Regions from separate parts of the Homo sapiens genome. Here region 2 is linked to region 1. Evidence: read pairs that join two places in POLR2A ChIA-PET (ENCODE). Cell type or tissue: HepG2. All regions are shown on one strand. Region 1 overlaps SLC38A8 (solute carrier family 38 member 8). Region 2 holds the start of OSGIN1 (oxidative stress induced growth inhibitor 1).

Region 1 (2,500 bases):
CGCCCATGGGTGCCCCTGGCTCAGGCCCCCTGGAGAGGCAACACAGTGGAGCTGGAAGGACGGGGCTGGAGTCCCAGCTCAACATGCCCTAATGACTTAGGCAGAGGTCTGGCAGCAACCGACTTCCCAGAGCCCCATCTTTCAGGCAACCTTGACAACATGCCCCCCCACAGCAGAGTCTATGAGGAGATGGTGAGAGTCCATGCCTGACACCCGGGAAGTGCTCGGCAACTGGCAGCTACCATTACTTTCTTTTGTTGTGTGTGTGTTTTTTTTTTTTTTTTTTTTTTTTTGAGACGGAGTCTCACTCTGCTGCCAGGCTGGAGTGCAGTGGCACCATCTCGGCTCACTGCAACCTCCACCTCCCGGGTTCAAGTCATTCTCGTGCCTCAGCCTCCCGAGTAGCTGGGACTACAGGTGCGTGCCACCACACCCCGCTCATTTTTGTATTTTTAGTAGAGACGGGATTTCACCATGTTGGTCAGGATGGTCTGGACCTCTTGACCTCGTGATCCGCCCGCCTTGGCCTCCCAAAGTGCTGGGATTACAGGCATGAGCCACTGCACCCAGCCCTTTTTTTTTTTTTTTTTAAATAGTTCTGCTAGGATTCAGGGCCATGTAGCTTGGCCTAAAGCTCCCAAAGGATCCTCTCTCAACTCAAACCTGTCCTGGGCAGTCCTTCCCACCACAGGAAATAGCCAGCGCTACAACTGGCCACCTGGTCACAGCATCAGAATTTAATCTAACAGCCCAGACCAGGGAGTGTGAGGGAGGAGCCACGTGGCCACAGCCTCACCTCTGAGAAGCTCCACCCAGAGCCTGAGTGAGGAGCCGTGTGGCCACACCCTCAGCCCTGAAAGCCCCGCCCAGAGCCTGAGGGAAGGGCTGTGTGACCACACTCTCATCTCTGAAAGGCCCGCCCAGAGCTGAGGGAGGAGATGCATGGCCACACCCCTCACCTCTAAAACCTCCTCTCAGAGCCTGAGGGAGGAGCTATGTGGCCACACCCCTCACCTCTGAAAGCCCCGCCCAGAGCCAAGGGAGGAGCTGTGTAGCCACACCCTCACCTCTGAAAGCTCCACCCTAAGCCCGAGGGAGAAGCCACAAGGCCACACCCCTCACCTCTGAAAGCCTCGCCCACAGCCTGAATAAGGAGCTGCGTGGCCACACCCTCACCTCTGAAAGCCCGGCCCAGAACTGAGGGAGGAGTCGTGTGGCCACATCCCCATCAATGAAAGCTCCGCTCAGAGCATGCAGGAGCAGCTGTGTGGCCACACCCCTCACCTCTGAAAGCCCTGCCCAGAGTCGAGGGAGGAGCTGTATAGCCACACCCTCACCTGTGAAAGCGCCACCCTAAGCCCAAGGGAGAAGCCACATGGCCACACCCCTCTCCTCTCTAAAAGTTCCACCCAGAACCTGAGGGAGGAGCCACATGGCCACTCCCCTCACCTCTGAGAGCTCTGGGCAGAGCCAGGAGCAGAGTGGGTGGCTGTTCTCCTCCCCTCCCTTCACTTCACTTCCCCAGTCTTTATCTCTTAATCCCAGTAGACCCCAATTTACGGGAGCTGGGGCAGGTACGGTTAGATTCTCAAGGGACTACATCAAAGACAACCCCTGAATCTTAATTCACCTGCTAAGAACCCACTTTTCATATTCCACACATCAGTTGGCCTCTTTGATAACCAACATTTCTCTGTGGCCCTCAATTCTTCCATCGCCCCCCCACCTCCGGGGTATTGACAAAGTTGTCACCACCCACTTACCTGGGACCCTGAACAATGTTTCGTTTCATGCCCCCATTCGAGTTTTGGAAGACCTGTAAGAGCCTCTACCTGTGCTTTCTGTTAAGTTTCACCAATGGGCATCTACTTCTTGTCTGTTTGACATAACGGCTGCATCAGGGTGTTGGGGATACCTGGCTAAGGGTCCCCAAGCTCGATGTCTGTTTGGCATGGTTCCAGTCGCGGCTGAATCACAGGGTCCACTCACGGAACACGCACTGAGGGAGTCTCGACTGTGTACTCAACACTTGCTGTGTGTGGGGCCCTGGAACACACCCCCCACTGCGGATCTGGAGTCTCTGTTCTGGGCTCCAGTGGGCCACTACAGTGTACCCTTTTCCACTGGAAGAAGCATCCCTCCAGCCCCCACCTTGCTGGCTTCCCCTTCTCAGATAATGCTTGGGCTGTTTGGGAAGGTTTCCTAAGAAACCATCCTTCGCAGAAACGGTGTTTGCCTCCAGGGCCTGGAGGCAGGAGGGAAGGGAGACATTTGCAGGGTGCCTTGAGCCACGTGACTTTCACATATACGATTTTCTTTTTTTAATAAAACAAAATCTTTTAGCAGGAGGCACCAGCGGTAGCATGGACAGAGCTGTATGATTGACCCTCAGCCCTGCTGCATACTAGCTGTGCCCCCGGCGGGGGTTCAGGGCCTCGGTCTTCGCATCTATGGAATGGGATCATAAACGTTCCTACGTCAAGAATGTCCATCAGGAGCT
Region 2 (2,500 bases), 61 kb before region 1:
CCTCCCTCCTTCCCCCCCTGCTTCCCTCCCTACCTCCTTCCTTCCCTCCCTCCTTCCCTCCCTGCTTTCCTCCCTCCTTCCCTCCCTACTTCCCTCCCTCCCTGCCTTCCTCCCTCCTTCCCCCCCTGCTTCCCTCCCTCCCTGCCTCCCTTCTGTTTAACCGATGTTGAGTGCCTATGTGTCCTAAGCGCTGTTCTAGACACTGTGTAGAGCAGTCACGAATATACTTCCCTGCCCACACAGAGCTCACATTCTGGTTTGGGAAGAGAGACAATAAAATAATTCAGAAATAGGCCAGGTGTGGCATCTCACGCCTGTAATCCCAGCACTTTGGAAGGCTGAGGCGGGCGGATCATCTGAGGTCGGGAGTTCGAGACCAGCCTTGCCAACATGGTGAAACCCTATCTCTACCAAAAATACAAAATTAGCCGGGCGTGGTGGCACATGCCTGTAATCTCAGCTACTCAGGAGGCTGAGGCAGGGGAATCACTTGAGCCCGGGAGGCGTAGGTTGCAGTGAACCGAGATCGCGCCATTGCACCCCAGCCTGGGAAACAAGAGCGAAACTCCTTCTCAAAATAATAATAATTAAGAAACAGCAAGGTGTGGGGTGTGCAGTGCTACCCACATAAAACAGGAGAGAAGAGCCTGGGAGCAGGCTTCAAGTTCTAAGCATGGCAGACAAGAAGGATGTCATGTAAACCCTCACGGCCACTCTGGTAGAGACAATCTGTGACTTGGCCCCAGTTTTCAGATGAGGAAACTGAGGTGCGGGCCCTAAGGCAGCTTGCCAGAGCCCTGCAGCTGGGAAATGGCAAAGCTGGATTCGCAGCCCAGGCAGGCTGGTGCCAGAGGGCTTTTGGGGATTGGAGGGTGCAGTGAAATCCAGGTGGAATGCGGGAACTGGACGGGGTTTCGCCACTTAAAGGTACTGTTATTTTAACTGTGTGCGGGACAAAGCCATCTCCTCTTCGCTTATGGCAAAGGCCAGGCTGGCTCATTCAGAGGTCACTGGTTCCTCCTCCAGAGACTGAGCCCCAGGGATGGGGGTCTGGCTAGGGGGAGGTGGCTGGGAGGGAGCGCCACCCTAGGCCCCCTGGCAGGCCGCCCAGCAGGGGCCCTTTAAGGCTGGCCATGAGGCAGGCAGCGTGACACCCGCCCAGTGTGCAAGTTCATTCATCACGGGCCCCTGCTGACTCACGCTTATGAAAGTGATTTTCCTGGCCCCGCCCACTGCCTGCGCCGCCTCCTCCCTCCCCGTGAAATACCCTCACTTCCCTCTGGCCTCTCAGAGCCTCTTGGATCCCCACAGGGTAATGGGTGTCCCGATCTCGCGGGGGACTCTGTGATCCGTGTTCCCCTGACCCTCCTAGTGCACAACTTGGCCGGGCTCACTGGGCTCCTGCACCACTGCCTGTCAGGTGAGTGTCCGGGGCCAGGTTCCGGGGCAGGGAATCAGGCACATCCCAGGCACCCGTGGCAAGCCCAGCTGGACCGGAGGGTCTGCAGAGCCCTGGCGCCAGGCGGGGGTCCCGGGTGGTCCTGAGTGGAGGCCCTCGCCTGGGTTCTCTGGAGCCCGGCAGGATTCTCCCCTACACCAGGTTCCTCCCAGATCCTCAGCTGTGTCCCTGTCCAGGTGCCTGGTACCCTCAGCCAAGCAGCTGAAGCGGCCACAGTCCCAGCGTACCCTGGGCCATGTGACCGCCGCTCCTAGCAGGAAAGAGGGGTGTGGCCAGCCCGGGCTTACTGCCCAGCTGTTCCAAGGCCACTGGGTCGGCAGCCAGGCTGGGTGCCTTCTGGGTTTCTGCTTCTCCTGCTCAGGAGGGACAGAGCCCTTGGGTGCCCATGAACAGCCCCCATCCCTGGAGGTCCCAGCGACTTAGCTTCTCTCAGGAGGCTCAAGAGTGCGGCGGGTTGGGAGGGCGGCCCCTGGGAGGCTGGGGAGCTGCAGGAGACCCTGGGCTCCAGGTGTGCGGCACTGGGGCGAGGGCTCGTCTGTGATAAATGGCAAGTGCCGCTTGCGTGGACAGACCACCCCCTCACACTTTAGCGCCCCCAGGGCTTCGTGTCACTTTCTTGGTCTCCCTGTAATCAGCTGTTTTACTGGAGGGGACTTGGCAGAACTAAGATTTGTCACATGGCCGTGGTCTTGGACCCTCCTAGGTGACCTGGGGCAAGACGCCCACTCCTCCTGACCAGCTTTTCTTCCTCTGCACAATGGGGATAAGAACACCCACCTCCTGGGGTGTCTTCAAAGGCAAAGGAGTAAATGGCCACTAGAGGTGCCAAAGAAACGCAGACATACAGGTGTCCCAGAGTCTCAGAGCAGTTTGCAGCTTTAACAACCTCAGAAGTACAAATGCCGCACACTTGAAAGAAACGTCAGTCGAAGGTGCAACTGTTTTCATTTCTTTTATCCTGTTTGCCTTTGTGAAATTTGAAACATCAATTTTTAATGTTAACTTCTTTCCATCAACATCTGCCATCTTCAATTAAAGGGA

Evidence for each region. Peaks named below come from ENCODE experiments on the same cell type or tissue, not always from the same donor. Only the 100,000 strongest peaks of a DNase experiment are listed, where the experiment ranks them.
Region 2: POLR2A ChIA-PET joins it to region 1 with 15 read pairs; 8 of 35 experiments call an interaction of 5 or more read pairs at or near these places.

What each region holds. Positions count from the first base shown.
Region 1 is chr16:84,013,157-84,015,656 of GRCh38, forward strand. The region is part of intron 9 of SLC38A8 (solute carrier family 38 member 8); the gene reads right to left. Among named protein-coding and RNA genes, the nearest start is that of SLC38A8, 28 kb to the right of the region's middle. RefSeq lists a silencer at 823-972. In HepG2, no CTCF peak of the experiment used is centred here; a DNase peak (open chromatin) is centred at 1,115.
Region 2 is chr16:83,951,951-83,954,450 of GRCh38, forward strand. It overlaps OSGIN1 (oxidative stress induced growth inhibitor 1), which reads left to right and starts at 1,290. Exons shown (of 6, transcript NM_182981.3): 1 at 1,290-1,420. RefSeq lists a silencer at 1,565-1,614 and an enhancer at 2,103-2,500. In HepG2, a CTCF peak has its summit at 2,284; DNase peaks (open chromatin) are centred at 1,201, 1,711 and 2,281; H3K4me3 peaks cover 1,887 bases.